3 separate regions of the Homo sapiens genome follow, and regions 1 and 2 are each linked to region 3. Evidence: chromatin contacts called from ENCODE Hi-C or POLR2A ChIA-PET data. All regions are on one chromosome and are shown on one strand. The core of a region is the stretch at or near the end of the contact, and the rest is flanking DNA. Distances in the headings are between cores, read along the strand shown. Region 1 holds the start of EEFSEC (eukaryotic elongation factor, selenocysteine-tRNA specific). Region 2 holds the start of H1-10 (H1.10 linker histone). Region 3 holds the start of RAB7A (RAB7A, member RAS oncogene family).

The links. Hi-C counts contacts between places; a loop is a spot of excess contacts on that map. ChIA-PET counts read pairs that join two places held with the same protein, here RNA polymerase II (POLR2A). Pooled maps may share reads with other maps.
Region 1: a map of ascending aorta shows a loop between it and region 3 (15-fold over the local background). The contact joins the promoter of EEFSEC here to the promoter of RAB7A in region 3. A Hi-C loop is called at or near these places in 1 of 168 maps with a recorded cell type or tissue (ascending aorta), 1 of 37 single-sample maps with no recorded cell type and 8 of 50 pooled maps.
Region 2: a loop to region 3 is called in a pooled map, with 4 times the contacts of the local background. The contact joins the promoter of H1-10 here to the promoter of RAB7A in region 3. A Hi-C loop is called at or near these places in 8 of 50 pooled maps. POLR2A ChIA-PET finds 5 or more read pairs at or near these places in 3 of 52 experiments (HCT116, activated naive CD4-positive, alpha-beta T cell and naive thymus-derived CD8-positive, alpha-beta T cell).

What each region holds. Positions count from the first base shown.
Region 1 is chr3:128,152,095-128,154,794 of GRCh38, forward strand. EEFSEC (eukaryotic elongation factor, selenocysteine-tRNA specific) reads left to right here and starts at 1,387. Exons shown (of 7, transcript NM_021937.5): 1 at 1,387-1,729. The coding sequence starts at 1,414. It also overlaps a transcript of RUVBL1 not described here. RefSeq lists an enhancer at 1,018-1,247 and a silencer at 1,378-1,897.
Region 2 is chr3:129,314,869-129,317,568 of GRCh38, forward strand. H1-10 (H1.10 linker histone) reads right to left here and starts at 1,418. Exons shown (of 1, transcript NM_006026.4): 1 at 1-1,418. The coding sequence starts at 1,034. The coding sequence ends at 393. H1-10-AS1 (H1-10 antisense RNA 1) reads left to right here and starts at 1,403. Exons shown (of 5, transcript NR_026991.1): 1 at 1,403-2,477. RefSeq lists silencers at 1-246, 627-756, 1,557-1,896.
Region 3 is chr3:128,724,896-128,727,595 of GRCh38, forward strand. It overlaps RAB7A (RAB7A, member RAS oncogene family), which reads left to right and starts at 1,288. Exons shown (of 6, transcript NM_004637.6): 1 at 1,288-1,464. RefSeq lists enhancers at 1,012-1,141, 1,171-2,155 and a silencer at 1,422-1,711.

The DNA of each region.
Region 1 (2,700 bases), core at 137-2,636, 570 kb before region 3:
TCTCTTCTTTGATTTACCCACCACCTGGCCAGAGCAGACACTTAGGTTTGTTACCTCTGGTTGGTGACTATGGCTGACAACCTTTTTTGTGGTTCTAGACACTTCAGAATCTAGTGAGAGTTGTCGACCCTCTGTCTAGCAAGAGCACATCACAACACATTGTGCGTTCAATTTAGAGGTTTGTGGCCTCTCCTAAGCCCAGGCTACAGACTCTCAGGGTGAGAATTTCTGAGTCAGAGATAATGTTGTCCTCTTCCATCTTCAAACCATCTTTTCCCATGGTTGGCTCCTTCTCAACACTGGAGTTTCAACTCAAACAGCAACTCCTAGATGTCTTCCCTGACCCACAGTTAGGTAGCTGTCCATCCTCCCTCTCCTGCTCCTTTTTATCTCAGCTTTTATTTTCCCTAGGAGACTTCTCGCTCTCTGAAATGGTCTGGTTCAGGCTGTATTGTTTGACTTAGCCCTCACCCCCTGAATGTAATATTAGCGGGCACTGTAGCCCAGCGGAACCCACCAGGCACTTGGTAAGATCTTGCTGAAATGTATGAATGATTGGAAGTGTGTCCGGAGTTGGTTTCTTCCAGTGGGTTCCTAGTCTCGCTGACTTCAAGAATGGAGCCGCGGACCTTCGCAGTGAGTGTTAAAGCTCTTAAAGATGGCACAGTCCCAAAGAGTGAGCAGCAGCAAGATTTATTGTGAAGAGCAAAAAGCTTCTGCAATGCGAAAGGGCACCTGAGAGGGTTGCTGCTGCTGGCGGGGGTGGCCAGCTTTTATTCCCTTATTTGCCCCCTCCCCCACGTCCCCCCGCCCTCCCCCGCCCCCCGCCGTCCCCCCGCCCTCCCCCCCGCCCCCGTCTTCCCGCCCCCCCCGCCCCCGTCTTCCCCCCGCCCACCCCGCCCCCCCCGCCCCCCTTCGCCCCCCCATGTTCCGTTTTTGTCCTATCAGAGCGCCCTTTTTTCAATCCTCCCTGTGATTGGCTTCTTTTAGGATCCTGCTGATTGGTGCATGTTACAGAGCACTGATTGGTGCGTTTTACAGAGCGCTGATTGGTGCATTTTACAATCCTCTTGATAGCTATAGAAAAGTTCTCCAAGTCTCCACTCACCCAGAAAGTCCAAATGGCTTCACTTCTCAGAAGGATCCCTCCATCTCGGGCTCCTAGAGGCTTCAGGCAGGAGGAGCCACGTGAGAGAGAAACCCTGCCTACGGTGACCTCCAGTTCCTAGACCACCCACTCGGAGCACGGCGCTCGGCTGTGCCCGTGAGCCTCAGGAGGGCGGAAGCTTCCGGGCCGGAACGGGTGTGCACAGCGCGCCGGTTACGGGGGGGCAACTTAACGGGCCGGACCGCGGCGACTACCGAGGGAGGTGAGGGGCGGGCCGGGCGGGTGTCCGAGGCGGCGGCGGCGGCATGGCAGGGCGGCGGGTGAACGTGAACGTGGGCGTGCTGGGCCACATCGACAGCGGCAAGACGGCGCTGGCGCGGGCGCTAAGCACCACAGCCTCCACCGCCGCCTTTGACAAGCAGCCGCAGAGCCGCGAGCGCGGCATCACGCTCGATCTGGGCTTCTCGTGCTTCTCGGTGCCGCTGCCCGCGCGCCTGCGGTCGTCTTTGCCCGAGTTCCAGGCAGCGCCCGAGGCCGAGCCCGAGCCCGGCGAGCCACTGCTTCAGGTCACGCTGGTCGACTGCCCCGGGCACGCCTCCCTCATCCGGACCATCATCGGCGGTGAGCGCGGGCCGGGGCGGGAGCCGGGCTCAGGGACGCGGGCGGAGCGACCGGGCCCCGTGTCCGAATTCGCTCGAGCCTTTGCCGGGACGGGAAATCGCCCCACCTCATTGGTGGGGCTCCTGACGCCCCAAGAGGCGGACGTGACTTGCCTAGGGCTCCGCAGCAAGTGAGCGGAGGCTTTGAGATTCAGCTTTTCCCATCCAGCAGAACCGAGCTGCAAGGCGCCTTCCTTAAAAAAAAAAAAAAAAAAAAATCAAAAAATCCCTACCAAATGTGTTTATAATACATGGTCAAGTAAAGAAAACTCAAAATAAGAAAACTCACAAGCTACAAAAAGGGTATACATACAAAGGCTGTCTTCATTCACCTGTCATTTGGTCTGATTCCCGTTCCTAGAGCCAACCGCTGCTACCAGTTTTTGTATATCATTTCAGAAAGGCTCCACGTCAATACAAGCATATCTGTGTGTATGTATAAATCCCTCTTTCCCTCATCCTTTTAGACACGATTTCACTCAACATTGTGTCTGGAGAGTGCCCCATATCTGTACACAAAGCTACATCATTCTTTTTAAAGCTCACATAGAATTCAACTGCACCCTTGTACCAACATTTTCTTTTTCTTTTTTTTTTTTTCTTTTTGAGACAGAGTCTTGTTCTGTCGCCCAGCCTGGAGTGCAGTGGCACGATCTCGGCTCACTGCAACTTCCGCCTCCTGGGTTCAAGCGATTGTCCTGCCTCAGTCTCCTGAGTAGCTGGGATTACAGGCGCGCGCCACCACGCCCGGCTAATTTTTTTGTATTTTCAGTAGAGACGGGTTTCACCATGTTGGTCAGGCTGGTCTCAAACTCCTGACTTCATGACCCGCCCGCCCTGGCCTCCCAAAGTCCTGGGATTACAGGCGTGAGCCACCACGTCCGGCCTGTACCAACATTTTCTGAACAAATCTTTTAATGATGGACGTTTATG
Region 2 (2,700 bases), core at 168-2,667, 590 kb after region 3:
CCAAAGGCAAGGAGGGTGGGGAGCTGGGAAAGGATGCGCGGCCTCCGCGTCCCCGCGCGCCTGGGCCCGGCCAACCAGCGACCCCGCCCGGTGGGCAGGCGCGGCCTCGGCCATCGGCGCCTAGGGGCCAGTAACCATGACGACGGCCGTTGCCAAGGCCGAGAGCCAATAGAGGCGTCGCCGGGGCTGTTTCAAAAACCTAAAGCAAACAACGAAAAACGCTACATCGTTGGGGGAGGGGAAAGACTGAGAGGACCCGGGGCCCCTCCCTGAGGCTCAGACCAGGCCTCGCGGCCCCGGCCGGCGTGAGCCGTACAAAATCTACGTCACTTGGGGTAGAAAAACAAAAACACCGAAAAGCCCACGCCGGCCGCTCTGACCGGCCGACACGCTCACTTGCGGCCCTTGGGCACTTTGGGGACGCTGGGCTTGGCCGCCTTCTTCACCTTCTTGCCCCCGGCGGCCGCCGTCTTCTTGGCCTTGCCGCCTTTGTCCTTCTTGGCGCCAGCGCCCTTCTTGTGCGAGCGCTGCTCCGGCTTCTGGCCCCTGGCGGGCTTCTTGTCCGCGCGCCGGGAGCCGGCCGCGCCCGGGGCTGCCTTCTTCGCTTTGTGCGCGGTGGGGGCCGGGGCGGTGGCGGCCGCCGGGGCTCCGCGCCGCTCCCCGCCGCCCTCCAGCTTCTTGCGGTTGAGCTTGAAGGAACCGTTGGCGCCGGTGCCCTTCACCTGCAGAAGCGTGTCGTTCTGCACCAGCGCCTTGATCGAGTACTTGAGGTAGGTGCGCCCATTCTGCTGGTCGAACCACGGAACCTTCTTGGCCTCGGTGTAGATCTTGGCCAGCGACGAGCCGTTGCGCTCGCCCAGCCTACGGATGGTCTCCACCACCAGCTGGCTGTACTTGCCCGGCTGGTTCTTCTTCTTGCTATTCTTCCTCTTCTTAGATGGGGACAACGCCGCCGAGCCGCCAGCCTTGGTCACCTTCTTGGCCATTCCCTCGGCGGTCGTCACTGGCAGGGCCTCCTCGAGCTCCACGGACATGGTAGCAAGAGGATTGGTGGCGGGCGGCGCGCGGAAGCCGGGGGGCCGCGCCGGGAAGAGGAAGGCGAGGGGCCGAGGGGGTGCAGGGGGGCTGGGGGCGCGCGGCGGCTCCAGGCGGGAGCGGCCGCGGCCGGGCCTGGGGCCGGGCGGCAGGGCTGGGGTGGGGGCCGGGCCGGGCCGGAGCGAGGGTTGGGGGGCCCGGAGCCGGGGCCGGACTAGGGGACCGAGTTGGGGGTCAGAGACCGAGTCCGAGCCGGCGGCTGGAGCTGGGGACGTAGACCTAGGCCGAGCCGGAGCGAAGAGAAATCCCGCCGAACGCGAGACACCGCCGCCGCAGCTTCCACTGGCGCCTCTGGAACTCGCTGGGCGTGCGCGCTGCGCTCTGGCGGGAGGGCGCTTCTCTCGGCTTTTTATAGCTTCATGGCGGACCACGTTGAGAACAACAACAGCCTGGTCCGGGGCCAGCGCCAACTTGTGCTTCTTGGAGCCCCTTCTCCGGCCGCTGGCTTCTCGGACCGCGCCTCTCCAGCGCCGCCGCGCCCGCAGCGGGGCGCCCCGGACAGGGCCTGAGCTCCCGGCGCAGTGGAGAGGCGACTTGCGTCCTGGAAGGGCTCAGCAAAGGCGAACGGAGAGGTGCACCCTAGGCTGCGGGAGCGCGAGAGGAGGGGGGCACCTCGTTTGGAGGCCAATAGCGCGGGCCCCAGAGGAGGCCCCACGGCCGGGAGCTTGGCGGCCGGCAACCCAGAGAACGCCACGGGCACCCGAGCCTTGTCCCGGCCCGGGGGGCTCCAGGCCTGCCCGCAAGAGGAGCTTTAATTTGTCCAAACTAACACAGGGCGCGCCCTCACGTGGTCGGCTGGGGCAACGTGAACTGCGCTAGGACATCCTCGGGGGTTTTCCGCCCCATCCAAAGGGGATGGCGGATGGGAGGCACTCTCCAGCTGCACCCCGGGTTCTGGTTGTGCCTCTGGGAGCCTAGGCACAACCCGGGGAATGGAGGACTACGGCAGGACCTCTCTAGGGACACTGCCTCGCCGCTCCCCCCACCCTGTTGCCGCTGATGTTCCCAGGGCCTCATTTTGTAATCCACAAGTAGCTGCCGCCGGTCCCCCCAAAGCCAAATGGGGGCTCCAGGGTGGGACAGGGTGGGCGGGGGTGAGGCTGTGACACCCAGAGGAATTCCTGTGAGAGGATGGGGAAGGGATTCGCTCTTAGTTCCTGGGTGCACCCCTCCCCCTCTCCCGTGCACAGGGAAATGATGGCGGGAACACAGCAAAGGAGACCATGTCCTGGAGAGGGTCCCGGGCCCCACCCTCCCCGGGGGGGCTTGTGCAAGGCTGGCGGCCCGATCTCTGCTGATTCCAGTATTGGGGGTGCAGAGAAGGCACAGGACAGTTTTTGTTGAAGCCGTTGCAGCCTCCACTTGGGGAAGCTGAGGCCAGGGTAAGATGCTCGGGTAGGAGAGGGGATCCCTTTGGGGGTAGGTGATGTAGGGCACAGGAGTGGGGCTGGGGCTGGGGGGTGGCAGGGTTGCAGGCAGGAGACAGTCTCCAGAGGCCCAGCATAGAAAAGCGATGGAGGGGTGAGGGGGGACAGGACGCTGGCGAATTGGGGTTCCCAGAGTGAGAGACAGGAACATTTACAGGTGGACAGAGTAAAAGGCCCT
Region 3 (2,700 bases), core at 38-2,537:
TGAACTCCTGGGCACATGCAAAGTGAAAGCAGAGAAAGAGTGGACTTACCCCAGAGGCGGATGGTTCTGCAGTGTGCAAGGCCATTTCAGAATACACATAGAGAAAACAGGAGAATAGGTGGTGAGGGTTTTGGGGAAAGAGCCAATTTTGGTTGAAAAAGTAGGGGAAACCCCAGACATTGTACCATCTCAGGGTTGAGACTGCTTGCCTAGCTTTTGAGATTTTTTTTTTCCCCAGACCCCTCAACTCCTGAGATCTTATCGGGAAGCTGCTGATCACCAGTTTTAGGTGTTTTTATCTATTGGGAGACTGCCTTTCTCTGGTCTGGCTGCAACCAATTATTATTTTAGAGAGACAGCTTAACCTGACAACCACGTCATGGTTGCCTCACATTGCTGGTCGGGGAGTGGCCCCTCTCCTGCCCTGCTCAGGTCTGACTACTTACTGTAACAATTGCAAGGTTTTTGGATGGAACAATTGAAAGAATGGAGCTTGCATGAACCAAAATAAGAAAAGACTATGAGAGGGCATTGTTGAAGATGGAGGCAAAAATTCTGAGTGGATCCTGATGTGTTCGGATGGGGCTGGTGCTTGGGAGGCTGCTCTGTGCTTACAAGAAGAGTTCTACCCGGTCCATCTTTATCACATCTTCTCTAATACTAAGTTCAGAGAGGCTTTAGCTCATTTTCCATTTTCTTGGGCTGTCTCCTCTGCCAGACAAAGTGCCTATTTCTCCTGTCTCTATCACCGAGCCACACAATTGCTGTAGTCATTTGCAGTCTACTAGAACGATAACACATATTGGCATCAGACAGATCTTGGTTCAAAACCTCGCTCCACCAGTTTCTGTGTTGAGCTAGACCAAGTGACATGATATACTGAGTCTCAGTTCCTTATTTGTAAAATGGTGATAATAATTTTTGGTTAAGTAATTAAAGTAAGGATAAATGATGCCTTTCGAAGAAGGACACAACTGGAATGGCCAGTTTACCCCTTGTCCCCTCTTCGGTGGCATTATTTATTCTGGAGTAAGGAGGGATGGCTGAGGGAATCTGTCTGTGGGTCCAACATGGCGCCGTCCTGCTCCTTGTATGAGCCTCAAAGATGGGGACAACCATTTGGGGGCAGACATGTTTGTAGCACGAGATCCAGGCTCAGTCCCGAGGCAGCCGGAACGTGACGCAAGGTTGAGGCGGGGCTCCTCCCCCGCACCCTGGCGTCGAGCGTCTCGTGACAGGTACTTCCGCTCGGGGCGGCGGCGGTGGCGGAAGTGGGAGCGGGCCTGGAGTCTTGGCCATAAAGCCTGAGGCGGCGGCAGCGGCGGAGTTGGCGGCTTGGAGAGCTCGGGAGAGTTCCCTGGAACCAGAACTTGGACCTTCTCGCTTCTGTCCTCCGTTTAGTCTCCTCCTCGGCGGGAGCCCTCGCGACGCGCCCGGCCCGGAGCCCCCAGCGCAGCGGCCGCGGTAAGCAGCGGGCCCAGCCCGGCCGGCGGCCTGGCCCCATCCCCCCCCTCAGCCCCTCGGTCGCCAGGGCCTCGCGTCCTCCCTGTCCTCCTGGGCAGGCTCCAGTCCCAGCCCTGGCCACGCGGGCACACCCGGCATCGCTCAGGCCCCCGGAGCAGGCCAAGACCCCACCCGGCTTGGAGAGGTCGGAGGTCGTCGGGCGTGACCTCTGGCCGGGTTGCCCGCCCCGGCCACCCGTCTCGGACGCTCTGTTTACTGTTGGCCTGGATCTCAGAGACCCGAGAGGGTTCCTTGACTTGGGCGGCCCTGCGCCGCGGCAGGACGCGCTGGCCAGTGGAGTTCCTTAGCGCGGCGAGCAGGAGGGTGTCAGAGCCCACGCCGCCCGCCGCCGTGCCCACCCGGCGGGCATGGGTCACAGGCGCTGGGGGCCGAGCCGCGTTCCCATCCGGTTCTTCAGTTGAACAGCCTGACCCTGTTAGTGGGAGTTCCCTGACGGCAACTGAGTCAAGGCAGTGAGTCAGGTCACGTGCGCTGGGCTCGCCTCGACACTTGTGTACATTGAGGCGCCTCTGGCGCTGGGAGACAGGGAGCTTTTTGTCCTAGGCATGTTACGGTAAATCCTGAGAGAAGTTTTTCAACTTAATCGAGGAAAGATGGTAGTTGGATGTAGAGTTGTGTTTCCATTCCGACCGTGTTTGGGGCCTCTTTCTGCATTCATTTTAGGCTTGATACCTAATGGGGTCATAAGGGGAATATTGAGAATATTGACAGCAAATATTTGAGCGTTTATTGTATGCTAGGCAGCGTGGCAAGACCTTTTAACAGATCATTATGTTTAGTTCTTTGAACAACCCTCTGAAGTACCACTGTTGTGCCCACTTAACACAGTGGGAAGTTGAACAGAGAGGCTAAGCCATTTGGCCAAGGTCACACAGCTAATAAGTTACGAAGCAGAGATGCAAGCCCAGGCAGTCAGACTCCAGAGCACTGTATTAAATTTCTAGGTTGTACTGCTTTCACGTACCCCTGAAGCTTGCTGGTTTATCTTTTGCTACCTGGTATCTGTACCTCAGTGCCTCCCACCACCTCCTTTCTTTCTATTGATGTCATTTGAAAGTCTTTCTGGTAGCATCAGTTCTCCCTTAAAGCCATAAGAAATGCCGTTTGCGACTTATCACACATATTGTGGTGTAGTGTCACCGAATTAGGAGCTCTTGAATACCGGCAGGGTACTTA